Linked DNA regions of Homo sapiens: region 2 is linked to region 1. Evidence: chromatin loops called from intact Hi-C (ENCODE). Cell type or tissue: mucosa of descending colon. All regions are shown on one strand. Each heading gives the region's core, and the rest is flanking DNA. Links, peaks and the distances in the headings are about the cores only. Region 1 has its middle 28 kb from the start of GRXCR1. Region 2 overlaps LOC124900697 (a long non-coding RNA gene).

Region 1 (15,173 bases), core at 2,757-10,756:
ATTCTACAGCCTGTGGAGACATTAGCTGTCCCTAAAGCCCAGCTAACTTTTTGTTACAGGCATCTGTTCAAAATAGATCAAAGACTGCCCAGGCCCAGTCTGCACAGGACATACACTCCAAAGAAGTGTCAATGAGAGGTCACAGAAACTGGGCTGTCAACTTTAAGTTTATTCCTTCATTTGGGTTTCTTATTTCTGATAGAAATTTGCAAAGATCATCAAGCGATGTTCTACAATCTAGAAGATGACTAAGCACAGTTGAGACGAAGATCTTAAGAAGCATTTTCTACTACGTTATCCAGGTGGCATTCAACTCATCATAAAGTTATATGATCGTGAGATTTGGCATTCGTTTTCTGCTTTAGTTTCCAAATAGCTCTCATATGCTGTGTCTTACACATCAGGTGGTAAAAGCAGAATCTGAAAAAGTCAGTTTTGCAAAATGATCACTCACAAAACTTCTTAATGAGAGAAAAAAATAATTTTCAAAGAGGTGATAATGTTGGCAGCCAAATACATTGGGGTAGGCTGTGATGATTCCTGAATGACCTCAGACACACCAGAAAAGAACAGAAGGATGAAACCAAAATCTCTAGCTTCCCAATTTGGCTTAATACCAATTATAGCAAACATGTCAATTTGCCTCCTGTACCAAGTCCCCTCCTGAGAGTATCTGCCTATATCATCACCAGATACGCAGCCAGAGGTCACAGAACCTACTTTGACCTCCGGGAACCTCTGACCATATCCTGATCAATTCGCTTGTCTCTCCAGGGAATTTCTAATTGAGATGCAGTGATTTTCATCAGTCTTTGTGGGCAACTAGAATTCAGGGACTTCCCTGGAGTGATAATTTTCCACTATGTACATAGATAAACTGAGAAAGTTGTTTATAAATAGAGGAAAAAGGAGATGCACACATCTAGAGGAAAACAGAAGCAGTGTTTAGGGGGCAGTGGCAGCACAAAGAGAGATTCCTTGGTTCCTGGTCTCATTCCTATTACTGGTTCCAGTCCCATTCTAGTAAAAGGCAGTTTCCCAGCCTACTTTTATCTCTAGACATCTTGAGAGACTTGGGATTTAATGAACCTTCACTGAAAACTAATGCTCAGCTTCGAGCAGGCTTCTGTTTCACATCCAGACCACAGCATTATCCTTGCAGTTCTTCTTATCCAGACTCTCATTTGACTATTCTGTTAATTTCCCTTCTTGATTCCCAAGCTCACGGTGCTTTCTTAGTGTTCACAGCTTGGGTGTTAGGATTTCATCCTCTATTCCAGATATTCTAGCACTGGGTCAGTGTTTTGCAGGATTACAGAATTTTATAGGTTCCACAAAGCTCCCTACTTCGTGTGTTCTAGTCTGAAAGCTTTCCAAAGACAGAAGCAATTAATCTACTTTATACAGCATCTAGTCTGTGAGGCACAGTGGAAGAACCATGAATTCAGGAGCCAACTGTCTTGCATTAAAATACTGGCTCTGATTCCAGATGTTGGGCTTTGACAAGTTTCCCCCTGAACTTCCCTTTCTTTGCCTAAAAAATATTAGGTCTAATTATAGAAAACTGTGATTTCTGCAGGTCAAAATGATAGAGCCTAAGTAACTTCACACAGATCCACCTAATAGCATATACCCATCTCACAGGTACGTGAGGAAGTATCTGGCAAAACATGCCCCATGAATAATGATTGTGAATCTTAAAATATTGCTGTTTTTGTCATGTGCCACAACATCTTGTGCCCACAGGTGCTTTATGGTGATGAAGAGGAGGAGGAGGAGCCAAACTGCTAGGATCCCCAGCCTTCTAACTCCAGAGTCAGTTTCTTGACAGAATATGATCTTACTGGGCTGAGCAGGGTACGTGTAGAGCAGGAGGCAACAGGAAAGCAGCCAGAGGGTGCTCAATAAGATGAATCATGACACCCAACAGCAGCAGGGTGAGCACCCAAAGCTGTTTGAGGATACCAAGAGGGCACCTAGAAGCAGAGTCTCCCTTGTACAGAAATTGGAACACCCAGAAAAGAGAGGCAGCAGTTATCCCACAGAAGCCATCCTGATTTGGTCAAGCCAAGTCACTAGACAGAAAGTGTTTCTCAACATAGAGTCACAATTAAGCCCAGCCTTTTTAAAAGCAACCTCCTCATGAAGCCATCTCTCTCAGAATATAGTTTGGAAAAGGCTGCCAATTGACCAGCAAGGCTTCTACTCCTACGAACAATCACCTGCATCAGTGGTCAGGCTCCAACAGGGCAGTCCAGACGGTCTTCAAAGACTCGTCCTTGAGGTAGCATTCCTAGGAAAGGCAACGCCATGGTGATATCCTCTCCTTGTTTTAACAATTATAAAATTACAAATATCCAATGCCCAGTCCAGGCAGAATGGTTCAAGCATTCCCTCTTCCTGGTCCACTTTGCCTCAGATAAACGCACCTCCTGCTCTCCAGTATCTCCTGGTCCCTGCTCAAAAGCCACTCTCTCTGGAGGGGAACCATGCATTACAGGTTGCCCTTGGAAGTCCCAACTGATGCCTGTTATCCCAGAGAAATTACTCAATAGTGCTTGCTTTCATACTCAAAGTATCCCCATTAGACAATAAATTATATCATCACTCTACATATCACTACTGCCTTCCCCTGAAAATAGATAAAATCATATTCCTCTGTCATTATTTCCCTTAACCTGATGTATTATTCTTCATATTTCACATGTCTTTGTGTCTTATGGTCTGCATTCCCCCACTGGAATGCAAGATGCACTAGAACAAAGACTTAAACAATTTTGATAAATGCCACATCCCAGCAGTGACTGGCACCTGGAAGATATTCCAAAAGTGTTGAATGAATTCTAAAAATGAAGGAATTAGACAAATTGCCTTTCTAAAGATTAATATTAATTTTAATTTTCCAGTGAAATAATAATAAATTTAATTGACTAAGTTCATACCAAATCTTTTCTTAAAATGCTTTGATATTGCAACAAAGCACCATGTTTTCGCCAATTTGTTGTCTTGATGTATTTCTGCCAACCTGCTCTGGATCCACCGTTTTCCACATAGTCAATAGAATGCCTCATCCATGATATTTTTTAGCAGGTATATTTTCAATTTGCTTGCCTTAGCCATGCCTCTTCACAGATCTGTTCCAGCAGCTCTACCAAGTGGGCAGTGGGTCATATAATCCTGCCCTTTGGGTGACCCATCAAATTACATGTAATTAGAAGAGAAAACAAGATGGAGAAAACTGCTGCTTTGATTCCTGGGATTTCCAGCTCTGGACTCCTTATGAGTCCTGGCATTATGTTCTGGCATTATGTCCTGCCTTGTATACCCCTAGTTAATACCCCTCTTTACTTAACCTGATTTGAATAGCTTTCTGTTGCTTACAACTAACAACCCCAACTGAGGAAAATTCGCCAAAATTCACCCCTTTCTTAGTATAACACACCACTCAGGCTTAAACTCCCTGGTGCTCCCTTGTAAACAATCTCAGGTATGTCCTTTCTCCTTATTCTCAGAGTATCCACTTAAGCCAAATCTTCCTTGCAAAAAGAGACCTGCACTCAGAATTGGTAGGTCTGGGTTTATTCCAAATTTCCCTACTCACTGGCTCTGGCTCCTATGTTGTTAAATGTAAAAATATAAGCCAGAGACTTTGAGTGGATGAACCAAGAGCAGCAAACCCAACTAGAACAATTAAGTGGATTAATGATTGTTTCTTATCCAATAAATTCACCCTGCTTAATAAACTTCTAAGTGCACTTTACCCATCAAAGTGTTTCCATATGGCTAGATTGTTTTTTCTCTTTTACCTTTTCATTTACCTCATTCCCTATTCCCATTTTCTCTTTCTATTTGTGAAACATCTTGTTTCAGCTTTCTCCACTTATGATTTTTATTCCCTGGCACCTGGTGAGCATATGAACAAGTTCCAGTTTTAGAAGGTGGCACAGCTGGGCTTTTATGGGAAATGGAAAAGGACAAAACCTCCTTTTGACAATCTGCAGAGCTCATCTGGCTTTTTTGACTATTGCTTTATGTTTCATTTTTTTAGAGAACTAAATAGCATTCTCATATCAACAAAGCACATATCAGTGGCCCTGAAAGCAATCCCTTATTGTAAAAGCAGGTAAAGATAAATAGCCCGACTTGTACATTTCAATATTTTAAAAATGAGCTCTCACCTCAGAGAACCATTTCAGACCCCAAGTCTAGGTCATAACTCAGTCAATGATTCACTGCATATGGTTATTCAAAAGTCTGAGTTTCTTCAACTGTATCAATGGTTCCTAACTGTATCAAAACCAAAATCCTCTGTTACACCAAATATTTTAATATCTCTTTTTACTATTCTGAAAAGAACTGCATAGACGCTATATTCCATCTACACATTAATAACACTTTTTTCACAGTTTCTTCTCTGTAATTCTAAAGCCCGATAAGCTCTGAAAACTGAAAACTTTTATCTAAGTTTGGTGCTAAACCTCACATCACTGCGTCTCCTCAGCTGAACTGATGGGGGCAATTTATTCTATTTATCCCACCTACTTGTAAATATTTGCTACAACAAATTCAATGTGTTTGGTTACAGGGTGCTCCCATATTCCACTGAGCGTTACATTATATTAGGTATTGTATTAGTCCATTCTCACGCTGCTAATAAAGATACCCAATATTAGGTATTGTATTAGTCCATTCTCACGCTGCTAATAAAGATACCCAAGAATGGGTAACTTATAAAGGAAAGAGGTTTAATTGACACATAGTTCAGCATGGCTGGAGAGGCCTTAGGAAACTTACAATCATGGTGGAAGGGGAAGCAAACACGTCCTTCTTCACATGATGACAGGAAGCAGTGCCAAGCAAAAGGGGAAAAGTCCCTTATAAAACCATCAGACCTCATGAGAACTCACTATCACAAGAACAGCATGAAGGTAACCACCCCCATGACTCAATTTCTAGCAAAGAGATTCTGTAAAGGAATCTTGGAACTATATAACCTACCTTCACACAAAGCACAATCTAACACTCTAAGTTTACCATGAAGAAGAAATAAATGAATACTAATTTATAAGAAGCCATATATTTTTGGCTGAATTATGACCCCCCCTCCCCCGACTAAAAAATGCATAAGTGGAAGCTGTAACCCTAAGCGTCCAGACTGTGGCCACATTTGATGATAAGGTCTTTAAAGAGGTATATTAAAATAGGGTATTTAAGGTGGGTCCTAACCCAGTATGATGGGTGTCCTTACAAAAACCGGGATTACGACAGAGACAGAGAGACACTAGACATGTGCGTGCACAGAGACAACCATGTGAACACACAATGAGAGGGTGGCCATCTATAAGCCAAGGAGAGAAGCCTTAGAAGAAATCAACCCTGTAGGCACCTTGATTTTGGACGTCCAGCTTCAAAAACTGTGAGAAATAGAATTTTCTGTTTCAGCCATCGGTCTGTAGTATTTTGTTATGGCAGCCCTAGCAAATTAATATACCTTATATATTTCATTATGTAAGCAGTTAGACTTGCCTTACACTGGAAAATGTATTATAGTGGCCTGATGCCTGCACCAGTACAAAGAACCACTCATTACTGGGTATGACAGGCAAACTCTCATGGTTTGCAAACTGGCACCCATGCAAATTAACAGGTGTGTCATGTCAACTGCTCAATTGCATGACCAACATTGCAGTCTGCAATCAGTGACATGATTTTCTGAAATGATGAATAACTTTTGGTAAATTGCTGAACAAAACAAAATGCTATACTCTTCTTTTAATTTACATGTTGTAAACACTTTGTATGTATATGTCAGATGGAATTCATTTCTAGGCTAACATGAGAATTGTACAGGTTACAGCATATCTATTTACTCTCCAGGGCTCTTCCACACATGACAGGACATCTAAAATGCCTGGATCCTACTTTACTACATAATAGTGGTAACACACCCCTCCCACAATCACCTACCCAATCTTTTCACAACCAGAAAACATGCTGACAATTTCCAGAATAACCTCCAGGGGGCAGTGCTTTCCTTACTGAGAACGGTTGAACTAATTTATCTTCTATTTCTCCCAGACCTCTCCAGCCTTAGCAGAATTTGGAAAAGGGGTTAAGTTGGGCCTAAACCCTAACCCAGGCCATTTGGGGTACTTTAAGATTCTCAAATACCTCCCTTCCCATTACGTCTCATCCAAACGGAAATTCTGATCTCATGTCTGTTAACAGCATCCCTCCAGGGACCTGCGTACCCCTCCTGCCTCTCCTCCAAGACGCTGGTTCTGTTCATCTTTGCAACTGTTAATTCAACTCATTATATGGAGCTCATGTCATGCTAAATAGGAGAGATTCAAAACTCTATAAGCTCCTGCCCTCTAGAAACTTCTAGTATAATTTGACAGACAGCATAATAGAGATCAATGAAGTAAAGAAGAATACGGAAATTAGGTAGATATGATGCCTAACAGACATAGAAGGTCAGGGAGAGCATCTGCCAAAAAATTAATCACATTTACTGCTGTTGTAATTCCCCTGAATGTTGAAGAAAACCCTTTATTGAGGAAAAAATAAATCTAAATAGATATGTCACTTGCACACTTAAAGAAAAATGATTTACTCCTTTTCTTAGTTCCATCATCAATGGAAAGAAAACTGGATAGTAGTCCCATCACACAAAAACATGTTTTTTCAACATCTATAAATACGGATTTATTGCATACCTGTAAATAACCATAACATATTATAAGTCATTTTTATTTTTTTCCCAAGTTAGGCAATAGATTAGAAAACAACTCAAGTATTTCCTTCTCAAGAGTTAATATTCCACATATGCCGCTGGGATTTCTCATTTTCTATATAAGGAGGATATACAGCTATAACTTAGCATATGTGTATTCAAAAGCATCATTTGTCCAAATAGATGTTTTTACAGATTTTATTAATTATCTATTCCATTTACAAATAAAAAGTAGGTGGGAGGGCAAATTAAAAGCTCAGTAGTAGCAACTTACTGTTCAATAAATAGGAGTTTTTAAAATAGAAATGTTCCTACTAATTTTTTGTTGTTATTTTACAAAGAATACCATAGCTGGAACATCTGACTGAGAAGTTGCTTCTCATACTGGAAAGATATGAAAGTATATTCCATTCTCAGAGCTTATTTAGACAGTTTAGCTGTTTACTACTTTGAATGTCAAAATATTCTTGTTCTTTACATTTATTTATTTATTTATTTTATATTTTATTTATTTATTTATTTATTTATTTATTTATTTATTTATTTATTTTGAGATGGAGTCTCGCTCTGTCGCCAGGCTGGAGTACAATGGTGCTATCTCAGCTATCACTGCAAGCTCCGCCTCCCAGGTTCAAGCAACTCTCCTGCCTCAGCCTCCCAAGTAGCTGGGACTACAGGCACACACCACCACGCCCAGCTAATTTTTGTATTTTTTTAGTAGAGATGGGGTTTCGCCGTGTTGGCCAGGATGGTCTCGATCTCTTGACCTCGTGATCCGCCCGCCTCAGCCTCCCAAAGTGCTGGGATTACAGGCGTGAGCCACCGCACCTGGCCCCTTTTATTTGTGAAACACATTTTTCTTAATTTTTCAGAAGTCAAATGTTATAATATTACATTTTGAAGTCTAATTGAAGATTAGATCCTGGATACTTTGTGTAAGTTGAAGTGAGAAATTCATTCCAGCCTGTATAGGTGTACTTCTTACTGAATAATCTCCATTCTGGATGCTTCATAAATAATAATAAACAACAATGATAAAAGTCACATTTTGTAATTTCCTATATACAAAAGTAATACTCCATATGCCATCTCTTTTAGTCCTAAAATAAGGCCAGGTAATATCTAACATTGTCCTCATTTTATGTATAAGAAAACTGAGGTTTAAAGCCATTAATACTTTACTCAAAATCATTAAAGCAGAGCTGGGATTCAAATGGTTGAATCTTGCATTTCAGCTTATAGACCTCATGGCGTCAGAACTGAAAGATCAACTCTTTAATGTCCCTTTCTCTCAAATATCTGGCTGGAGTAAGGTTTTTGCTTCTATCACTAGAAAATGCCTCTTATCCTTAATGTTTCCTTTATCTATGACCAGCACTTTCCCATGACCTCTGTGCAATAAAAAGGTTTCATTCAAATATCTCTTAAGAACCTTTTGGGAGTATCACATGGAATAAAATAAAATTCCCCAGAGTGGAGAATGGCAGCACAAATTCACTTGGTAGTGGTAGACCTTTCATAAGCTGGATGCCAAAATGTTGTGATATTTATGAAACCAGAAATTAAATACTACAGAGCAATAACTACTATTTTACAATTTATGTGGCTGGTTTCATATACCATCATCCCCAACAACCATAATTTGTTTTCCATTTCTGGAACATTTGCACCTATAAAGGCTTTAAAAAAAAACCACTTGGCTAAACTGATAATGTACTGGCCCAGTTGTGAGAATGGGCTGTGGAAAATGCTCATAAAATATCAGAACTAGAAAGGAACTTAGAGGTAAAATTTAGTCACATCCATTTTCAAAGGAGAAAATCAGGGTGGTCACAAAACTAGCTAGCGACATCACCCAAACTAAGACCGGCTTTAGTGGAGACACTGTTCCATTACCATTGGTTCATGGTATCAATTCTCGATAGTGCCTATGAGATCATATTTACACTCTTTTAAGTTTTAGGTTCACTTTATTGCTCTGCCCTGTTCATTGTTGGATATATAGTCACCTGAGGCTGTAAGTATTGTTGTAGATCCTCTTTCCTATTAGTTTCTCCTGATAAATGCTGGTCACCTGTTTCTCTATTATTTTCCCTTCCATTCCACACCTGCTGGGCTCCACAGCATCTGGCTCTCCAAACTCACCTAGTCATTTGTCTTTCTCCCTTCTCCAATTACAATGCAAAGTTTTTATGTGCTTTTATTTGGAAAGACAAGAATGAAAGTAAAGCCTGATAGAGGCCAAGGAAAAGGTCAAGACCAAGGAAGAATGTCATTATTCAGGCTGGCTCAAAGAAGGGACTTGTTGAGGAGAGGAGAGAGGAAGGGATAAAAGAGACAAAACTAGGAATGGACAGCATCAGGGTTGGAGAAAACAGATCAAGAGGCGTGATCAGTCTCCAGAAGTGTGTGACAAATTCATCTGACATTCAACGACGCCTATATCCAATGAAGAGTGGAGCAGGTGGGCCCAGCAGCAGCAGAGTCCAGGCGGGGGTCATTTTAAATGCAAGGCTAGGGTGACGTAGGGGAGAGGACTGGGTCAGGATTCTGAATCATCATTCTTTAGTAACAGACTCCATCAAGTGCCCCAGAAAATGGGAGATTGTGTTCAGCCACAAATAGTAAGGAGAAAGCTAGCAAGTAGCAAAAGGTAGGCCTGAACTAGGCAGTTTCTGAGGCCCGTCAGAGTACATAAGGATTCAGGACTAAGCTCCAGTACTAGCAGGGACTGATGTAATTAACTTGAGATAGGTAGAAACCCAGTTGCATGGAGAGGGCCAACAATGTAAAGTAAGGCTACAATTCAGTGTCTAGTGGGGGCTTGTACAATTTTGTGGCTTTTGGCAGCAAAACTGTCTTGTCCTCTACTGATTGCTGGACTAAAATCTCCTACTTTAGTCTCTACAGTGCCATGTTGGCTCTGGAAATGAGTGGCATCTCAGTGCCCAAAGCTGAGCTAGGGAAGGCTAAGGTTGACCCAGGCCATGTGTAGCATACAAACCAATGTCAGAGGAGACAAATACATTGATGATAAAGGGAAACATGGGAACTGAATGAATATCACAATATTAACATGGGAGCAGACATGCTGCCCACAAAACAACTGGACTTTGAACTAAGGCAAAGTGTGCTTTGAGAATTTTCTATACCCTTCTCCATAGAACAGGCACCAAAGTCTAGCTTCATGGAATCTAACGTTTGCAGGACCAAGCAGTCCATGCTTGGAAAATACAACCCTTGCAGTATCCAGCACGCCCTGATCTCCTAAGAGAAAGACTCCCATGCAGTCCACTTTGGAATTACTTCCTCCATCTATGAAAATCTAAGCCCCTCATCTTAAGCACCCTACAATGCATGATTACTTCTGAGAGCAGCAGGCATCTTCCCACATATGCCGCAGATCACAGGCAAAGCCAACTTTTAAGTAGTGAGAACCACTTCATGCCAGGATCATCTTCACTATACATTCTCACATCATTCACACACAGAAAGAGATTACAACTTTCCTAAGGCAAAGACATTAAAGTAGAAACAAAATTAAAGGTGTGTTTTCAACCATCCTCCCTTTAAGAAGATAGGCACAGGAACAAAAGGCAATTTGCTATAGTAAAGAAAAAAGGATATCACTAAGGAATTGTGTTTATTTTATAAGAACTTTAAATAAATAATGCTGAAGTTCTATTTTTTTTTTTTCAGATGGAGTCTAGCTCTGTCACACAGGCTGGAGCGCAGTGGCACAATCTCAGCTCACTGCAACCTCTGCCTCCCGGGTTCAAGCGATTCTCCTGCCTCAGCTTCCCAAGTAGCTGAGATTACAGACATGTGCCACCATGCCTGACTAATTTTTGTATTTTTAGTAGAGATGGGTTTTTGCCATGTTGGCCAGGGCTGGTCTCGAACTCCTGACCTCAGGTGATCCTCCCACCTCGGCCTCCCAAAGTGCCGGGATTACAGATGTGAGCCACCGCGCCTGGCCTAAAAACCTTTTTAAAACATTATAATGTACAGGTAGACTCACAATCACCTGGAATCTATCTTCAGATTTGCGATTTCAGAAATTCTATTTCATTTCTGAATTGACAGGCTGAGAAATAACTTCATTTTCATTAACCCTGACGCCAGGTAGAAGCCAGAAACAGAAATACGACCCCAAGCAGGAATCAATATACCTTCTCTTAATTGAAATAGATATTAGTGATTCTGAAAAAACAAAAGTGCTATAGACGAGGAAATTGAAGAGTTTTCCTCTAATTTCCTCTCTTTTCTCTCAGCCTATGAAAATACCCAAGACTATCCATCCTAAATTAAACATGATGCTCCCCAGAGTTGTATCCTTGACTCTCTTCTTTTGCTTTTTACTTTATATATTTCTACACAGCAGACCACCATTCTTGGTGATGACTCCCAAATGTGTATCTCCATTTCTGATAGCTCCCAGAACATGGATCTGACTGCCTGCTAAACAGTTCCATTGTATCCTCATGGGAACCTAGAACTCAACATATCCAGCATTGAATTTAATCACATTTCTTCTTGCAAAACATACTCTTAATTCTATATTTTGAATTCTCATTAAAGACATCACAGTCAAGCAATCCAAGTCGAAAACATAATGATCACTCCAAATTTCCCTCATAATCCCACTACCCATAGACGTATCTAGTCATTTTCAGATGTTCTGATAATAAATCTATGCAGAAAATCTGTGTAGCTACTAAAACTGAGTTTGCAAAGTTCCAGGATCAAAGATCAATGTTAAAAATATCAACTGTATTTCTATATACTAGCAACAGTTGGAAACAGCAACTTTTTAAAAAATACAAGATGTGGACTACTTAGGAATATATTTGTTAAAGTATATACAAGACCTAATATTGAAAACTACCAAATATTAAAGAGATAAATTAAAGAAGCCCAAACTAAGCAGAGAGATACAACATTTCTGTAGGTCAGAAGACTGAATTTAGTTAAGTTAGCATTCTTAAATTGATGTAAAGGTTTAACACAATCAATCAAAATCCCAGCAGTTTTTTTTATGGAAGTTGACAAGCGATTCTAAAATTCAGTTAGAAATGCAAAGGACCTGGAATAACAAAAATAACTTTGAAAAGGAACAAAGCATTTTACCTTACTTCAAGACTTTTTACAAAACTACCATAATTGAGACTAAACTATTAACTCCAAGGTAGATAAATGAATCAATAGAATAGAAATAGACCAATCCATATATAGTCAATTGATTTTCCACAAAGCTTCATACACAATTCAGTGGAGAAAGGATAGTCTTTTTAACAGATGTTATTAGAATAATTGTAAATTTATACACCAAAAAAAATCTTCAATCCATACTTCATACCATATACAAAAACTAACACAGGAATGGATCATATATATAAATGTAAAATTTCAAACTATAACATTTCTAAAATAAAACTTAGGATAAAATTTCTGTGCCTTGGGTTAGGTACATATTTTTTAGATAAGATATCAAAAGCACCATTCATAAAATAATAATAAATTAGACTTCAACAAAGTGAAGAATTTCTGCTCAGCAAAAGATATTGTGAAAAGAATGAAAAGACCAAACCATATATTAGGAGGAAATATCTGGAAGTCTCATATTGGATTAAGAACTTTTATCCAGAATGCGTAAAGAGCTATAATAACATAATAAGAAGAAAACAACCAGTTTTCAGAAATGGGTGGATGATTTGAACAGATACTTTGCCAAAGACAATTTACTGATAGTAGGTAAGCACATGAACAATACTCAACGTCATCCATCATTAGGGAAATGCAAATTAAAATCATAATGTGATACTACTAATCACCTCTTAGAATGTCTACAATTAAAAACCATACCAAGTATTTGCCGGGGTATTGAACAACTGAAAGTCTGTTGATGGAAATATAAGTTGTCAGAACTACTTTGAAAAATAGTAGGACAGTTTCTTTTTTTTTTTTTTTTTTTTTTTTGAGACGGAGTCTCACACTGCCACCCAAGCTGGAGTGCAGTGGCGCAATCTCAGCTCATGGCAACCTCTGCCTCCTGAGTTTAAGCAATTCTCCTGACTCAGCCTCCCAAGTAGCTGGGATTACAGGCACCCACGATCATGCCCAGTTAATCTTTGTATTTTTAGTAGAGACGGGGTTTCACTATGGTGTCCAGGCTGGTCTCAAACACCTGACCTCATGATCCACCCTCCTTGGCCTCCCAAAGTGCTGAAATTACAGGCATGAGCCACCGTGCCCAGCCAGGACAGTTTCTTAAATTAAATACACACTACCATGTAACCCAGTAATTCCAACACTGAATATTTATTCAAAAGAAATAAAGGCATATGTTCATATAAATAGTTGCACATGAATGTTTACAGCAGCTTTATTTGTTAGCCAAAAACTAGAAACAATCCAAATGTCCATCAACAGGTGTAGGAATATAATAATTGTGGTCTATCCTTACAGTGGAATACTATTTAGCAATAAAAAGAAATGAGCTACTGATACATGTATCGACTTGGATGAATCTCAAAATAATTATGCTGAGTACCTCATTTTTGTTTTAGCAAACACACATGTAAACCTAACAGAATATTTTTAACAAATAACTACTCAAAATTACTATATTCTGCACACATTATACCTTATGATTTCCTACCTTTCATCTAAATGAATATGCCTGCATGGCAAATGAGTCTTATAGTATTATATACCTGAGGACCCCACCCTACCTCAGTGTCAGCAAAATGCTATCCTCAAGTCTTATTCCCAAGCAGAAGATCATTCCAATTCTCATTGTTTACCACCATTAATTTCTAATATATTAAAAACGATTGAGGTTGTTTAATAATAATATTTATGAGTGGATTAAGACATTCAAACTTCTGAATACAGCCTGTGGTATGTGTTTTGGTGAGCAGAGGACTCTCGCCCTGAAATTGGACTCCATACAACTTTGCAACTTCAAAGTTTCCAAAGCTTTTCACATACATGTCCCATCTGGTCCTTACAAAAATCTCATATGTAAGATAAGTGAAAAAGGCATTAAAACAGTTATTGGTACATGGTAAACATTCCACGGATGATAGCTACTACTACCTATTTTTATACAAATACTTAAATTACATTTCAAAAGATTTTTTCAGTTCTAGTTCAAATTACCCAAGAATTATTGGTTTCTTTCTTAGAATTACAGCAAATAGTCCTAATATTGTTCTGTATGTAGCAATTTCCTACTTAGACATAAGCCTTTATTGACAGTACTGAAATGGTAATTTTTACTAGCATGTAAATTTTCTGAAGAAGAAAATATATAAGCATGGTTTTCCTGTGTGATAAGGAAAGTTAAAATACTTTCTTACTTCTGAAATTTCCCCTTTCTTATAGCATTAGTGAGAACCATTACTTTCTTATAGGATTAGTGAGAACCACTACTAGTGAGAACCAGCCTACTTTTGATATCTACTTGGAGGAAACAAGCCAAATTTCCTATGAAAATCTAAATGTCATCAGTCCAGGTAATTTTCATTCTAGACACTACTTTCAAGTTGATTATATTTTTATTATGATACCATAGGGGACATTTTAGATCAGGAGTGAAGCAATATGCCCATTTATACTTTTTGAAGTGACAATAACCTTCCACTTCTGATTCATCTTCCTTTATTGCCTCAGATTCCTTCAGTGAGAATTGCCTCCAAATGTTCCATTTCTAATCAAAACTTTTCATATCACTCCTAGGGGGCTAAATACATTTTTAATTACTCTTAAAATTGATTTATAACATTATAGAATTTCTTACAGCTGGTTCAGTCATATTGAAATTTGTGGCCAAATTTTCTACCATCTGGAAAGGTGATGTGCAATTGGTTGGTCCCTGAGTGTATGCAGAGTATACATGACGGCATTATGTTCATTCTTTTTAATTTTCACTTTATCAATTTACTGTTCTTTGTATGCTTTCAAAAAGTCTTATACTTGATATTAGTTTGTTCAGGTTGCCATAACAAAGTATCACAAATGTTGCCATAAATAACCAAACTCTATTGGCTCACAGTTCTGAAGTCTGGAAGTCTGAGATCGAAGCATCAGCAGGGTTGATTCCTTCTGAAGGCTGTGAGAAAGAACTTGTTCCATGCCTCTCCCCTAGTTTCTGGTGGTTGTTGGTCATATTTTATGTTCCTAGACTTGTAGATACATCACTCCAATCTCTGCCTTTATCTCAGATAGGGTTCTCTCTGTGTGCATGTCTGCGTCCACATTTCCTTTTTTTAATGAGGACACCAGTCATATTGGATTAGGGCCACCCTAATGACCTCATCTTAATTAATTAAATCGACAAAGACCCTGTTTTCAAATAAACTCACATTATTAGCTACTACGGGTTAGGACTTAAACATATGAATTTTGGCGAGACACAATTCAACCCATTAAA
Region 2 (15,173 bases), core at 3,694-11,693, 580 kb after region 1:
AGCCCTGATGGCTATATTGATGCTTTACAAGGGTTAGGACAATCCTTTGATCTAACATGGAGAGATATACTGTTACTGCTAGATCAGACACTAATCCCAAATGAAAGAAGTGCCACCATAACTGCAGCCAGAGAGTTTGATGATCTCTGGTATCTCAGTCAGGTCAATGATAGGATGACAACAGAAGAAAGAAAACAATTCCCCACAGGCCAGCAGGCAGTTCCCAGCGTAGACCTTCATTGGGACACAGAATCAGAACATGGAGATTGGTGCCGCAGACATTTACTAACTTGCGCGCTAGAAGCACTAAGGAAAACTAGGAAGAAGCCTATGAATTATTCAATGATGTCCACTATAACACAGGGAAAGGAAGAAAATCCTACTGCCTTTCTGGAGAGACTAAGGGAGGCATTGAGAAAGCATACCTCTCTGTCACCTGACTCTATTGAAGGCCAACTAATCTTAAAGGATAAGTTTTCCACTCAGTCAGCTGCAGACATTAGAAAAAAACTTCAAAAGTCTGCGTTAGGCCGGGAGCAAAACTTAGAAACCCTATTGAACTTGGCAACCTCAGTTTTTTATGATAGAGATCAGGAGGATCAGGTGGAATGGACAAATGAGATTTTAAAAAAAGGCCACCACTTTAGTCATGGCCCTCAGGCAAGCAGACTTTGGACACTCTGGAAAAGGGAAAAGCTGGGCAAATCGAATGCCTAATAAGACTTGCTTCCAGTGTGGTCTACAAGGACACTTTAAAAAAGATTGTCCAAATAGAAATAAGCCACCCCCTCGTCCATGCTCCTTATGTCAAGGGAATCACTGGAAGGCCTACTGCCCCAGGGGATGAAGGTCCTCTGAGTCAGAAGCCACTAACCAGATGATTCAGCCCCAGGACTCAGGGTGCCCAGGGCAAGCGCCAGCCTATGCCATCACCCTCACAGAGCCCTGGGTATGCTTGACCATTGAGGGTCAGGAGGTTAACTATCTCCTGGACACTGGCGTGGCCTTCTCAGTCTTACTCTCCTGTCCCGGACAACTGTCCTCCAGATCTGTCACTATCCGAGGGTTTCTACGACAGCCAGCCACTAGATACTTCTCCCAGCCACTAAGTTGTGACTGGGGAACTCTACTCTTTTCACATGTTTTTCTAATTATGCCTGAAAGCCCCACTCCTTTGTTAGGGAAAGACATTCTAGCAAAAGCAGGGGCCATTATACACCTGAACATAGGAGAAGGAACACCTGTTTGTTGTCCCCTGCTTGAAGAAGGAATTAATCCTGAAGTCTGGACAACAGAAGGACAATACAGATGAGCAACAAATGCCTGTCCTGTTCAAGTTAAACTAAAGGATTATGCCTCCTTTCCCTACCAAAGGCAGTACCCCCTTAGACCCGAGGCCCAACAAGGACTCCAAAAGATTGTTAAGGACCTAAAAGCTCAAAGCCTAGCAAAACCATGCAGTAGCCCCTGCAATACTCCAATTTTAGGAGTACAGAAAACCAACAGACAGTGGAGGTTAGTGCAAGATCTCAGGATTATCAATGAGGCTGTTGTTCCTAACCCTTATACTCTGCTTTCCCAAATACCAGAAGAAGCAGAGTGGTTTACAGTCCTGGACCTTAAGGATGGCTTTTTCTGCATCCCTGTACATCCTGACTCTCAATTCTTGTTTGCCTTTGGAGATCCTTCGAACCCAATGTCTCAACTCAGCTTGACTGTTTTACCCCAAGGGTTCAGGGATAGCCCCCATCTAGTTGGCCAAGCATTAGCCGAGCCAGTTCTCCTACCTGGACACTCTTGTCCTCTGGTACATGGATGATTTATTTTTAGCTGCCCGTTCAGAAACCTTGTGCCATCAAGCCACCCAAGTGCTCTTAAATTTCCTCGCCACCTGTGGCTACAAGGTTTCCAAACCAAAGGCTCAGCTCTGCTCACAGCAGGTTAAATACTTAGGGCTAAAATTATCCAAAGGCACCAGGGCCCTCAGTGAGGAATGTATCCAGCCTGTATTGGCTTATCCTCATCCCAAAACCCTAAAGCAACTAAGAGGGTTCCTTGGCATAACAGGTTTCTGCCAAATGTGGATTCCCAGGTACGGTGAAATAGCCAGGCCATTATATACCCTAATTAAGGAAACTCAGAAAGCCAACACCCATTTATTAAGATGGACACCTGAAGCAGAAGCAGCTTTCCAGGCCCTAAAGAAGGCCCTAACCCAAGCCCCAGTGTTAAGCTTGCCAACGGGGAAGACTTTTCTTTATATGTCACAGAAAAAACAGGAATAGCTCTAGGAGTCCTTAGACAGGTCCAAGGGATGAGCTTGCAACCTGTGGCATACCTGAGTAAGGAAATTGATGTAGTTGCAAAGGGTTGACCTCATTGTTTACAGGTAGTGGCGGCAGTAGCAGTCTTAGTATCTGAAGCAGTTAAAATAATACAGGGAAGAGATCTTACTGTGTGGACATCTCATGATGTAAACGGCGTACTCACTTCTAAAGGAGACTTGTGGCTGTCAGACAACCGTTTACTTAAATATCAGGCTCTATTACTTGAAGGGCCAGTGCTGCGACTGCCCACTTGTTCAACTCTTAACCCAGCCACATTTCTTTCAGACAATGAAGAAAAGATAGAACATAACTGTCAACAGGTGATTGCTCAAACCTACGGCGCTCGAGGGGACCTTCTAGAGGTTCCCTTGACTGATCCCAACCTCAACTTGTATACTGATGGAAGCTCCTTTGTAGAAAAAGGACTTTGAAAGGTGGGGTATGCAGTGGTCAGTGATAATGGAATACTTGAAAGTAATTCCTTCACTCCAGGAACTAGTGCTCAGCTGGCAGAACTAATAGCCCTCACTCAGGCACTAGAATTAGGAGAAGGAAAAAGGGTAAATATATATGCAGACTCTAAGTATGCTTACCCAGTCCTCCACGCCCACACAGCAATATGGAGAGATAGGAAATTCCTAACTTCTGAGGGAACACCGATCAAACATCAGGAAGCCATTAGGAGATTATTATTGGCTGTACAGAAACCTAAAGAGGTGGCAGTCTTACACTGCTGGGGTCATCAGAAAGGAAAGGAAAAGGAAATAGAAAGGAACCACCAAGTGGATATTGAAGCCAAAAGAGCCACAAGGCAGGCCCTCCATTAGAAATGCTTATAGAAGGATCCCTAGTATGGGGTAATCCCCTCCGGGAAACCAAGCCCCAGTACTCAGCAGGAGAAATAGACACGAGGACATAGTTTCCTCCCCTCAGGATGGCTAGCCACCGAAAAAGGGAAAATACTTTTGCCTGCAGCTAATCAATGGAAATTACTTAAAACCCTTCACCAAACCTTTCACTTGGGCATGGATAGCATCTATCAGATGGCCAATTTATTATTTACTGGACCAGGCCTTTTCAAAACTATCAAGCAGATAGTCAGGGCCTGTGAAATGTGCCAAAGAAATAATCCCCTGCACTTCAAGCCATACATTTCAATCCCTGTATCTTTAACCTCCTGTTGTTTGTCTCTTCCAGACTCAAAGCTGTAAAACTGCAAATGGTTCCTCATATGGAGCCCCAGATGCAGTCCATGACTAAGATCTACCACAGAGCCCTAGACCGGCCTGTTAGCCCATGCTCCGATGTTGATGACATCAAAGGCACACCTTCCGAGGAAATCTCAACTGCACGACCCCTACTAAGCCCCAATTCAGCAGGAAGCAGTTAAGAGCAGTCGTTGGCTAACATCCCCAATAGTATGTGGGTTTTCCTGTTGAGAGGGGGGACTGAGAGACAGGACTAGCTGGATTTCCTAGGCCAACTAAGAATCCCTAAGCCTAGTTGGGAAGGTGACCGCATCCACCTTTAAACACGGGGCTTGCAACTTAGCTCACACCCGACCAATCAGGTAGTAAAGAGAGCTCACTAAAATGCTAATTAGGCAAAAACAAGAGGTAAAGAAATAGCCAATCATCTATCGCCTGAGAGCACAGTGGGGAGGGACAATGATCGGGATATAAACCCAGGCATTCGGGCCGGCAACGGCAACCCCCATTGCGTCCCCTCCCATTGTATGGGAGCTCTGTTTTCATTCTATTAAATCTTGCAACTGCACACTCTTCTGGTCTATGTTTGTTATGGCTCGAGCTGAGCTTTCGCTCGCTGTCCACCACTGCTGTTTGCCGCCATCGCAGACCCACCACTGACTTCCACCTCTGCAGATCTGGCAGGGTGTCCGCTGTGCTCCTGACCCAGCGAGCCACCCATTGCTGCTCCCAATCAGGCTAAAGGCTTGCCATTGTTCCTGCATGGCTAAGAGCCCAGGGTTCGTCCTAATCGAGCTGAACGCTAGTAGCTGGGTTCCACAGTTCTCTTCCGTGACCCACGGCTCCTAATAGAGCTATAACACTCACCACATGGCCCAAGGTTCCATTCATTGGAATCCGTGAGGCCAAGAACCCCCGGTCAGAGAACAAGAAGCTTGCCACCATCTTGGAAGCTCTAAAAACAGAGACACCCCAGTAACAATAGAACAGTCCAGAATTGGTGGAAACAGCAAGGCAAGAATTTGGAAGCAAAGGATTCAGAGATTTAGGGCACAAATTGTCTGTTGATGCTTTCCACTGAAGAGTTTGGAAGAGTCTTTTGCAAGTTCCTGTAACGAACAATCAATCCATTTGCCTCGATAGGCAGGTTCTGGGAAAATAAAGTCATGCTAATGAAGACAGAAGAGTGGTGCAAAGTTCTGCTAATGTAGACAGAAAGCTGTGGATTGTATGGCTGGGTGCAGTGGCTCATGCCTCTAATCCCAGCACTTAGGGAGGCTGAGGCAGGCAGATTACTTGGGGTCAGGGGTTCAAGACCAGCCTGGCCAACATGGTGAAACCCCCATCTCTACTAAAAATCACAAAAATTAGCCAGGCCTGGTGGTGCTGCCTGTAATCCCAGCTACTCAGGAGGCCGAGGCACAAGAATCGCTTGAACCTGGGAGGCGGAGGTTGCAGTTGCAGTGAGCTAGAGCATGCCAGCACCACTGCACTCCAGCCTGGGCAGCAAAGCAAGACTCTGTCTAGAAAAAAGAGAAGAAAAGAAGAGAAGAGGATTATTAAAAGAAAAACTTTAAACAGATTAAATTTAATAGAGTTTATTTGAGCAAAGGATTCGCAAATCATGCAGTCCTCAGAAGCAGAAGAGGTTAGGAGAGCCCCCCTCTGCAAAGCGGGCACTTTGCAGGGAATATTTATAGACAGAAAAATGGAAGTGAGGTACACAAACAGCTGGATTGGTTACATCCTGGCGTTTGCTTAATTTGGACGTGGTCTTTCAGATGGCAGCCTGTGATTGGCAGAAGCTGGACACCCAGCTATTTGCTATAAAATATACTCCTCATTGGATTTTCATTTGTTTACATACTAAGTTAGGTTGCAGTTTATTACTTAGTGATACTCAAGGTATGGGAGGTGGTCTTAGGCCAAATTTAGGATAATTTAATAGGTTCCAGGATTGGTGTTCTGCCTGATAAAAGAAAAACTTCAGTGGAATTAAATTTAAAGGAGTTTAATTGAGCAATGAACAATTAGGCTCAGAGACTCCAGCACAGCCACATGTTGGAGAAGATTTATGGACAGAAAAAGGAAAGTGATGTACAGAAAACGGAAGTGAGGAACAGAAACAGCCGGATTGGTTACAGCTCAGTATTTGCCTTATTTGAACAGGTTCAAACAGTTAGCTACATTTGACTGGCCAAAACTCGGGTGATTGGCACATGTGTAGGCTCTGGTCTGTTTACACTTTCACTTGTTACAGTTCATAATGTACAGAGAAACCTTTAGACCTAACTTAAAATATGTAAGGAGGCAGCTTTAGACTAAACTTGATTTAACAAGGTTGAGCGTCCGGATGGGCAGTTTGGGTTCTCAGGTAGATTAAAAACTTTCTGAACTTCATTCTCAATGGACTTGAACATTCAGACAGCACTACCAGACATCCTCGTGGACGCCTTTCAGCTTCTAAGAACAAACTCTGTGTCTCCAGGGCTAAGGATAGAACAGAATGCTAAGATAACATAAGAAGGGGCACCTCGTTCAGTCTTTAAGAGTTGGGTAAGGCTTCTCAGAGGAAGAAGCACCTATGCCGAGACCTAAAGGATGAAAAACATCAGCCAGGCAAGGAGTGTGCAAGTCAGCCCAGAGGCTGTGTTCTAGGCATAAGGGGCAGCATGGGCCTGGAAATGAGAGAGACAGAGTGTGTGCATTGGAGAGCTGCCTGTCATCCAGGAGGAAGGGCTGAGGTTGTAGGACAGACTGTAACAAGCCTTGTAAGTTGTGTGTGCTAAGGAGTTTGGACATTTTCATGAAGGGCAATGTGGAGCCACTGAAGAGTTTTTAGCAGAAAAGAAAACCATAATCCAATGCACATTTGTAAAGGATCATCCTGGTGCTGGCGAATGATCTGGGGAGGGGCATGACTAGAGGCAGGGAAAGCAGTTATACCATTTACAAGGCTGAAGTCACACTGATTCATATTTATGTTCTTCTCACTTCAGAATCCACACGTTCATGGAGTCATAGAACCTAAGGGTTGAAAAGAACCCTTAAGGCCAGGCACGGTGGCTCACCTCTGTAATCCCAGCACTTTGGGAGACCGAGGCAGGCGGATCACGAGGTCAGTAGATCAAGACCATCCTGACTAACATGGTTAAACCGTCTCTACTAAAAATACAAAAAATTAGCCGGGCGTGGTGGCGGGCGCCTGTAGTCCCAGCTACTCGGGAGGCTGAGGCAGGAGAATGACGTGAACCCAGGAGGCGGAGCTTGCAGTGAGCCGAGACCGCGCCATAGCGCTCCAGCCTGGGCGACAGAGCGAGACTCTGTCTCAAAAAAGGAAAAGAAAAGAACCCTTAAAATCACCCAAACCCATGCCTCCCTTGCAAATTATACCAGCTACTCGAGAGGTTGAGGTGGGAAGATCTCCTGAGCCCAGGAAGCTGAGGTTGCAGACTCAGCCCTCTCTCCCTAATCCTGGGCTGGAAGGGGAGGAAGGGGAGGAAGGGGAGGAAGAGAAGGGCCCAGCGGGGCCAGGCAGGCACCCTGTCACTGGGGGAGGCTGAGAGGCAGAGCAGGTCTTGGGAAACAGCATTCTAGTCCAACCACCCACCCAAGCTGTGATTGACTCCCCTACATGCTGATCTGATCCAAGGAAAACACACGCTTTTCAAAACATAGAGAAATGTGTACCCAGAGTGTGCTTTAACAACTCCAAAGCCAATTATGGTCCATCTGATCTAACCAAAGCTGATTTCCTCAGGTGGCTGAATGAGAGGTCAAATAGCCATTCCCCAGGATTTCCACAGAGCTCAGCCAGAACATGAAGTTCCCGGCATGTCCCCAGGGCCGACAGCTCAACCGCTGAAGAGTAAAGCAGTCAAATCTTTTAATTTCCCTCCTTCTCCTGATAATTATAAATATGACACTGCAGTGAACTACAGCAAACTCCCCTAGAGGTGAGGGTTCACTATTCATTCACAAAGGAAACAAAAAGAAATCCTCCATATTTCACTTTCCCACATGTGCATGATTTTCACTGATGCTGATCAGAAAGAAAAACAAAGAGGCATTATTTGCAGATGAAAAAAATTGCATATCCACATCCATCTATTTATATAAATCCCCTTTCGCTCCCGTGCAGTCTGCGCCATTTGTGGAGAACTGCATTTCACCAGCACTCCATTCATGAAGAATCTACGAGCGCCCTCTAGAGGAATTTTCTCTCTTTCACATCTACACACGGTGAAAAGGGCCAACTAGGGCTGCTCTTGTCCGGGCTGAATTCTGGAAAGCATCAATTTCTCAGGATATATATGCAGCGTTTAAGTACATTTTCTGCGAGAAGCAGATGCATTGGTTTGCAAGTCAGAGCGAAAGCCAGTGCTGCTGTTCAGAGTCAGAGCTGGGCAGGATGAAGTTTAATGAACATTATTAACCATTGAGAAGATGCATTTCTTGCTGAGTAGCCCCCAGGGCAGACGACAGCTCAGTCACCCTGGAAGAATTCAACCAGAAAAAGACCTCACAAACCGACAGTTCTGTGCTAGTGAGAACCATTATTGCCGGGAAGGTGAATCTCTGAAACTACCACAAAACATCCTCACTGCCCTTCCCCTGAGGTTTCACAAACCACAGCAAAAGTCCAGTCAGTACCATTCAGGCCACCAGCAAGCCACGTGACCCCAGGCAAGTCATGTAACTTCTTAAAATGAAGGCTGACGAACTCCTGGAAATTTTGCTTCAGTCGTTATGAGGTCAGGGGTCATACACCTGCAAAATCTTGCTATAAATGCCCTTTGAACTCTTTCTTTTTTGCAAGTATGATGATGAGGGTTGAGAACAACTGGGTTATCCCGAAGTGTGAAAACTCACTTCAAATAGATGAATGATTCATATGTGAGAAGCTCTCATGTATGGGATGACTGGAAGTATGCCTTATCTTGAAGTCATTCATGTCTTCGTGATTTTTTACTTACAGAGTGCCTTTTTTGTTTAAGACACTGAAAATATTTGAAAAGAGATCCCTGGATCCCTGATGATTTGCCTTAATGTAATACTGAGTAAAATCTCATTAAATTGAGTGGAAATGAGTGGGGAAAATGAACCTTGAATTAAATGGGTTTGAACAGTGCAATTTAAAAAATATATATTAGGCATCTAGATAATACGGAGATAACAGTTGCTAAAATTATGTTGACTTCTTGATTTAACAGTGCCGCTTCCTCCGGGTGCAGTGAAATGAGCAGTTTGGGGAGGCAGAAAAACCTGGGGTCAATGCTGCTTCAGGGTACAGATCCCCATCCACAAACCTAAAACCAAAACTTTTTTTTTATTAAAAAGTAAACTTTAATGTCGAAAATGCAAACTTGGGGAAAACAGAAAAGATCACACACAAGGCTGTCACTTCACACTTCCAAGGTTGCACAGTGGTGGGGCAGAGGCGCTCCTCACTTCCCAAACGCTAAAACCGAAACTTTAAAGTTTCCCTAACTCGCCAGGTGGTGGCTCACGCCGGTAATCCCAGGACTTTGGAAAGCCAAAGCAGGAGGATCACTTGAGCACAGCAGTTTGAGACCAGCCTGGGCAGCATAGTGAGACCTCCTCTACAAAAAATTTTAAAACGAGCCAAATGTGATGGTACACGTCTGTAGTCCCAGCTACTCTGGAGGTTGAGGTGGGAAGATCACTTGAGCCCAGGAAGCAGAGGTTGCAGTGAATTGAGTTTGACCACTGCACTCCAGCCTGGGCGACAGAGCAATACCCTATCTCAAAAATAAATAAGTCAATAATTACAAAAATTGAAGTTTCCCTAACTTAACTCAATTTCTGTAGTGAGTCCCCATTCCACTAGGGGGCAGAAAGGTTAGCTGAGTCAATCATGGTTCCTCCTCGTTTCACCATATTGGCACATATTGGCACATATTGGGCTATGTGGGGTCACAGTGTTGCAGACTGGCATCTGACTTGATTTTTTTCTTCTTTGGAAAATGAAAATATTTATTTAGAACCACTCTGGGTTTTCTAATAGGTCAGTAATTTTATTTAATATATGTAATGATAGATAGATCAAAGGTATTTTCAAGTAATGACGACATTTTCTTAATCAGGGATTACTAAGCCCCCCCTAAGATGCTAAAATGTTATGCATTTGCCTAGAACCCTTTTTTGTCAGCAAACTGTGGTCCTGCATTTGGCAGCAGCCGTGATTCAGAGCAAGGCGGACTGGAAGGAGCTGTGGTCTGGATCTTTCCCTCTGCGCTATTCCCCTTCCCAGCTTGTCCTCAGCTGCGCCACCTGAGAAGTCTGGAGGAACATTCGCTGGAGTCTCCACGGTTCCTTCCGGCTGGGGTTCTTCTGCTGTGGCTTGGGCCTCTCCTGAGCTGCAGAGGCTGCCCCAGGCCCCACTGGGAGCCACACCAGCCACGCTCCTCAGGACGTCTCTGCCCTCTAAAACCAGCTGGGCTTTCATTTCCACCCGATCCTAGCCCCTAGCCCACCCCGGAAGGTGAGGCATATGGGCCTCCCTCTCTCAGAGACCCACAATGTCTCCTTGCAGCGGCTCCTTCTGCAGCTTCTCTCACTCTGATGGAGACACTGTCTGTCTGGTCCGGGAGGACTGGGGTGGGGAGTTCGCCTTGCCCTGAGTCATCAAAGTTTTCTATGTTCTGAGACCTCTTTAGAGTTCCTGTAACCACCCTTTCCAGAGGTCATGGATCCACATGACACCAGGGAATTTAAACGCCGCAGAAATTTGGAAGGGTCAAGAGTTACAGGAAATATTGAGTGAAAAGGGTCCATTGCTGTTCTGAAAACTTCCTGTGGACGTTCGGCAAGCTCCTGATTCTCCCTGAGCCTCGGTTGCTTCATCTAGCCAAAGGGAAAATGCTGTCTACCACATAGGGTTGTGGCGAAGGGTAAAGGTTAAACTCCTGGCTCGGAGGCTTATACAATAACCCCCACTCCCAAGGCCCCACTCCTGCTGTCTCTTAGCACTCCTGGATAGAAAAGAAATCAAGAGGGCTGAGTGTCCACAGCAACTGCTCTGGAATAAAGAAAAAAGGCAGTAGGAAAAGTGCATGGACACCCTCCCAGGGGACCCCATGGCTGGCAGAGGAATCTTGGAGATCGAACGTGGGAAGAAGAGGACGCGGGCACACAACCGGGAAAAGTCAAGATGTAGCCCAAGAACAAAAGTGCAAAGTGGCCGGGCCCCCCCACCCATAATGCTTGGGCAGCCACAGGGGCAGGGTTTAGAAGACAGATCATGGCTCCGCAGGCCCACGCACCTGATCTGGAACCTTCGCTTCTGCCATCTGCTGGGCAAAGTCCTAAGACGTGGCTTCTGTGATGTTCTACGCTGGTCCAATTGATTGCATTAGTAAAATCCTGCCATACATTTCACCGTTCCCCTACAGAAACCTGTTTCATTTTAAAATGAAACTTCTCACTTCTTGATTTCATACATCTTTCGCAACACTATCTCACCCAGCCAATTAGACGATAATTAAAGAATTTCCCAAAGCTCTGATTCCTTGATGTCAGAAAGCCATTTGCTTTTCTCCAACGCATCTATTAGCCTATTATTTCCATTTAGCCTATTTGTACACAGCACTCCACTGCTCCAGACTCTCAAATTGCTGATTTTTATGCTTCTTCCTTAGCACTTAATGCAGTTCATAAATTTTACTCTAAAAGTTTAGGCATAAATCACACTAAAAGCCCAAGTTACTGAGGAAAACTAGCAGCAAATCAAGATTGGAATACCAAGCCACCAGCATCAATTCTACATTTACACACTTCAAATTAAGAGTTCCCTCCCCATTATTTAAATGCAAACTTTTCTTACAACTTTTCCTTACTTTATATTAAGCTCCAAACCAAAAAAAAAAGGAAAATTCAAAATGTTCACTTGCTTTTTTGTTGCTGTTGTTATGCAATATTGAACTTTCTGTGGTATAGTCATAAAAATCACCTTTGTAAGGAAACAAACAAATGAAAAAAAGATACTCCTAAGAAACCATTATTCATTCCTGGCCAAGATGAAAAGCTGTAAGTTCAGAGTATTCTGGAAGGAAGAAAAACAATTATATATACAGCGTATATATACAGTCATCCAATACTCTGCGTATGATCTAGGTTGATGTCAGAAGCATTTGAGGTGACATTTGGCTTACAAAAGGCAACCCCATTTTTTACCATCAGTGCCCCTGGATAAGGGGGCAAACCCCTTGCTGACACAAGGCCTAGACATCAACCTTAACCATGTTGCCCAAATTACATTCCATGATGGTAATTCAGTTCCATCTTTTAAAAACAGATGAATGGGCTTCAAGGAGCTATTCTATGTAGAGACATTTTTCTTTATTGGTAAATAAATATTCCACCTGTGAGATGTAGCGCATTAAAATTAAATGTCAGTGACCATTCTATGGCTCCCTTTCAAAGGCAGGGAATTTCTCTTAGACAACATAATAATAATAATCAGCACTTTTCATCCTCCAAGCAATTTTTGAACACTAACTAATCAATCTGTCCAACATCTGTGTGAGGTAGATGAATAAGAATCATTATTTCCATCGAGGAGAGAAATGATGGGAAAAGTTGAGTGGCTGAGGCTTAGCTGAGGTCAAGACAATCCTGAACTGAGAAGCCTCACTTCACAACCATTCTAGCTTTGGGACTTTTGGCAAAAGAATAGAGACTGCAGAATCAGTTAGGAGGATATTGCAATATTCCAACTGTGACTTCTGCTCTCCGTGTGATGGGGACAGTGGTAGAAATGAAGGAGAAGTCTTTAATTGCTTTGGAGGACCATCAGAAACTAACCAGGAAATAGTCATTTGATTTATTAACTCATTCACTGATTCATTTCTTGACTCATTCACTTAGCTCCTGGCTGAAGATGTGTTTGCTAAACAATGGAATTTATCCATTTACCAAGTGTTGAGTGTCTGCCAAGAACTGTGTTCGATTTGGGAGATACTAAATGAAAAAGAACCCCTGATCTTGATTTCCTAATCTAGACATTAGGATCAAAGGAGCTGCTGTCTATCATGGAGACCATGAACTCCCATCAGTTCTGCCTCTCAGCCCTCTCTCCAGTCTATTCTGTCTTCTTGATCAGCACTGCAGCTACCCTTGCTCGGGTCCTTGTCATCTCTGCCCTCCAGTGTCTGTCCTCAGATCCTGTTTCTTTTTCGTTGCTAGAGTATTTCTCTGAACTTCAGATGGGATGCTAACATGCTCTTGCTTAAAGGCCTTCAGTTATGGTTCATCCATTTATTCTTTATTCCAGAATAAAGACCAAATAAGGCCCCTCCCTCTCAGGCCCATGCCTCTCTCTCCATTTCATCTTCCTTGCTCCTTATACTTCAGCCATATGGAACTGCTTTCATTTCCCTGAACACAATATGATAGGGTGTTTTGCCACTCTGACTTTGCACACATTTTTCTCTCTGCCTAAAATGCCCTCCACTCTGCCTCTCCACCTGGCCTGTCTAGTGAACTATCATCCTGCAGATCTTCCTTGCTCCTCTCTCCCTTCTGCACAATCTTCCCCAACCTTTCTTTTATTATTATTATTATTATTATTATTATTATTATACTTTAAGTTTTAGGGTACATGTGCACAACGTGCAGGTTTGTTACATATGTATACATGTGCCATGTTGGTGTGCTGCACCCATTAACTAGTCATTTAGCATTAGGTATATCTCCTAATGCTATCCCTCCCCCCTCCCCCCACCCCACAACAGTCCCTGGTGTGTGATGTTCCCCTTCCTGTGTCCATGTGTTCTCATTGTTCAATTCCCACCTATAAGTGAGAACATGCAGTGTTTGGTTTTTTGTCCTTGCGATAGTTTGCTGAGAATGATGGTTTCCAGTTTCATCCATGTCCCTACAAAGGACATGAATTCATCATTTTTTATGGCTGCATAGTATTCCATGGTGTATATGTGCCACATTTTCTTAATCCAGTCTATCGTTGTTGGACATTTAGGTTGGTTCCAAGTCTTTGCTATTGTGAATAGTGCCACTATAAACATACGTGTGCATGTGTCTTTATAGCAGCATGATTTATAATCCTTTGGGTATATACCCAGTAATAGGATGGCTGGGTCAAATGTTATTTCTAGTTCTAGATCCCTGAGGAATCGCCACACTGACTTCCACAATGGTTGAACTAGTTTGCAGTCCCACCAACAGTGTAAAAGTGTTCCTATTTCTCCACATCCTCTCCAGCACCTGTTGTTTCCTGACTTTTTAATGATCGCCATTCTAACTGCTGTGAGATGGTATCTCATTGTGGTTTTGATTTGCATTTCTCTGATGGCCAGTGATGATGAGCATTTTTTCATGTGTTTTTTGGCTGCATAAATGTCTTCTTGTGAGAAGTGTCTGTTCATATCCTTAGCCCACTTTCTGATGGGTTTGTCTTTTTCTTGTAAATTTGTTTGAGTTCATTGTAGATTCTGGATATTAGCCCTTTGTCAGATGAGTAGGTTGCAAAAATTTTCTCCCATTCTGTAGGTTGCCTGTTCACTCTGATGGTAGTTTCTTTTGCTGTGCAGAAGCTCTTTAGTTTAATTAGGTCCCATTTGTCAATTTTGGCTTTTGTTGCCATTGCTTTTGGTGTTTTAGACATGATGTCATTGCCCATGCCTATGTCCTGAATGGTATTGCCTAGGTTTTCTTCTACAGTTTTTATGGTTTTAGGTCTAACATGTAAGTCTTTAATCCATCTTGAATTAATTTTTGTATAAGGTGTAAGGAAGGGATCCAGTTTCAGCTTTCTGCATATGGCTATTCAGTTTTTCCAGCACCATTTATTAAATAGGGAATCATTTCCCCATTGCTTGTTTTTCTCAGGTTTGTCATAGATCAGATAGTTGTATATATGAGGCATTATTTCTGAGGGCTCTTTTCTGTTCCACTGGTCTATATCTCTGTTTTGGTACCAGTACCATGCTGTTTTGGTTACTGTAGCCTTATAGTATAGTTTGAAGTCAGGTAGCGTGATGCCTCCAGCTTTGTTCTTTTGGCTTAGGATTGACTTGGCGATGCGGGCTCTTTTTTGGTTCCATATGAACTTTAAAGTAGTTTTTTCCAATTCTGTGAAGAAAGTCATTGGTAGCTTGATGGGGATGGCATTGAATCTATAAATTACCTTGGGCAGTATGGCCATTTTCACAATATTGATTCTTCCTACCCATGAGCATGGAATGTTCTTCCATTTGTTTGTATCCTCTTTTATTTCATTGAGCAGTGGTTTGTAGTTCTCCTTGAAGAGGTCCTTCACATCCCTTGTAAGTTGGATTCCTAGGTATTTTATTCTCTTTGAAGCAATTATGAATGGGAATTCACTCATGATTTGGCTCTCTGTCTGCTATTGGTGTACAAGAATGCTTGTGATTTTTGTACATTGATTTTGTATCCTGAGACTTTGCTGAAGTTGCCTATCAGCTTAAGGAGATTTTGGGCTGAGACGATGGAATCTTCCCCAACCTTTCTAAACAGAGTTCATCACTCTGTGTGACCACATTACTTTATGCTCACCCCTCTTGAAAGTATGGATATCCTCTGTTATCTGAGGACTCAATTTATAAACATTTGCTATAATGACTTGCACAATTTTTCA

What was found. A loop is a pair of places that touch in the nucleus more often than their neighbours do. Peaks named below come from ENCODE experiments on the same cell type or tissue, not always from the same donor. Only the 100,000 strongest peaks of a DNase experiment are listed, where the experiment ranks them.
Region 2: it touches region 1 in a loop (8-fold over the local background); 24 of 110 quality-filtered maps call a loop at or near these places.

The regions. Positions count from the first base shown.
Region 1 is chr4:42,856,630-42,871,802 of GRCh38, reverse strand. No RefSeq gene overlaps it. Among named protein-coding and RNA genes, the nearest start is that of GRXCR1, 28 kb to the left of the region's middle. In mucosa of descending colon, for the core only: a CTCF peak has its summit at 5,973 (motif pointing right); no DNase peak of the experiment used is centred there.
Region 2 is chr4:42,274,753-42,289,925 of GRCh38, reverse strand. LOC124900697 (a long non-coding RNA gene) reads left to right here. Exons shown (of 2, transcript XR_007058106.1): 2 at 3,525-4,103. Among named protein-coding and RNA genes, the nearest start is that of SHISA3, 120 kb to the left of the region's middle. RefSeq lists enhancers at 4,215-4,716, 5,533-5,672. In mucosa of descending colon, for the core only: CTCF peaks have their summits at 7,755 (motif pointing left) and 9,353 (motif pointing right); no DNase peak of the experiment used is centred there.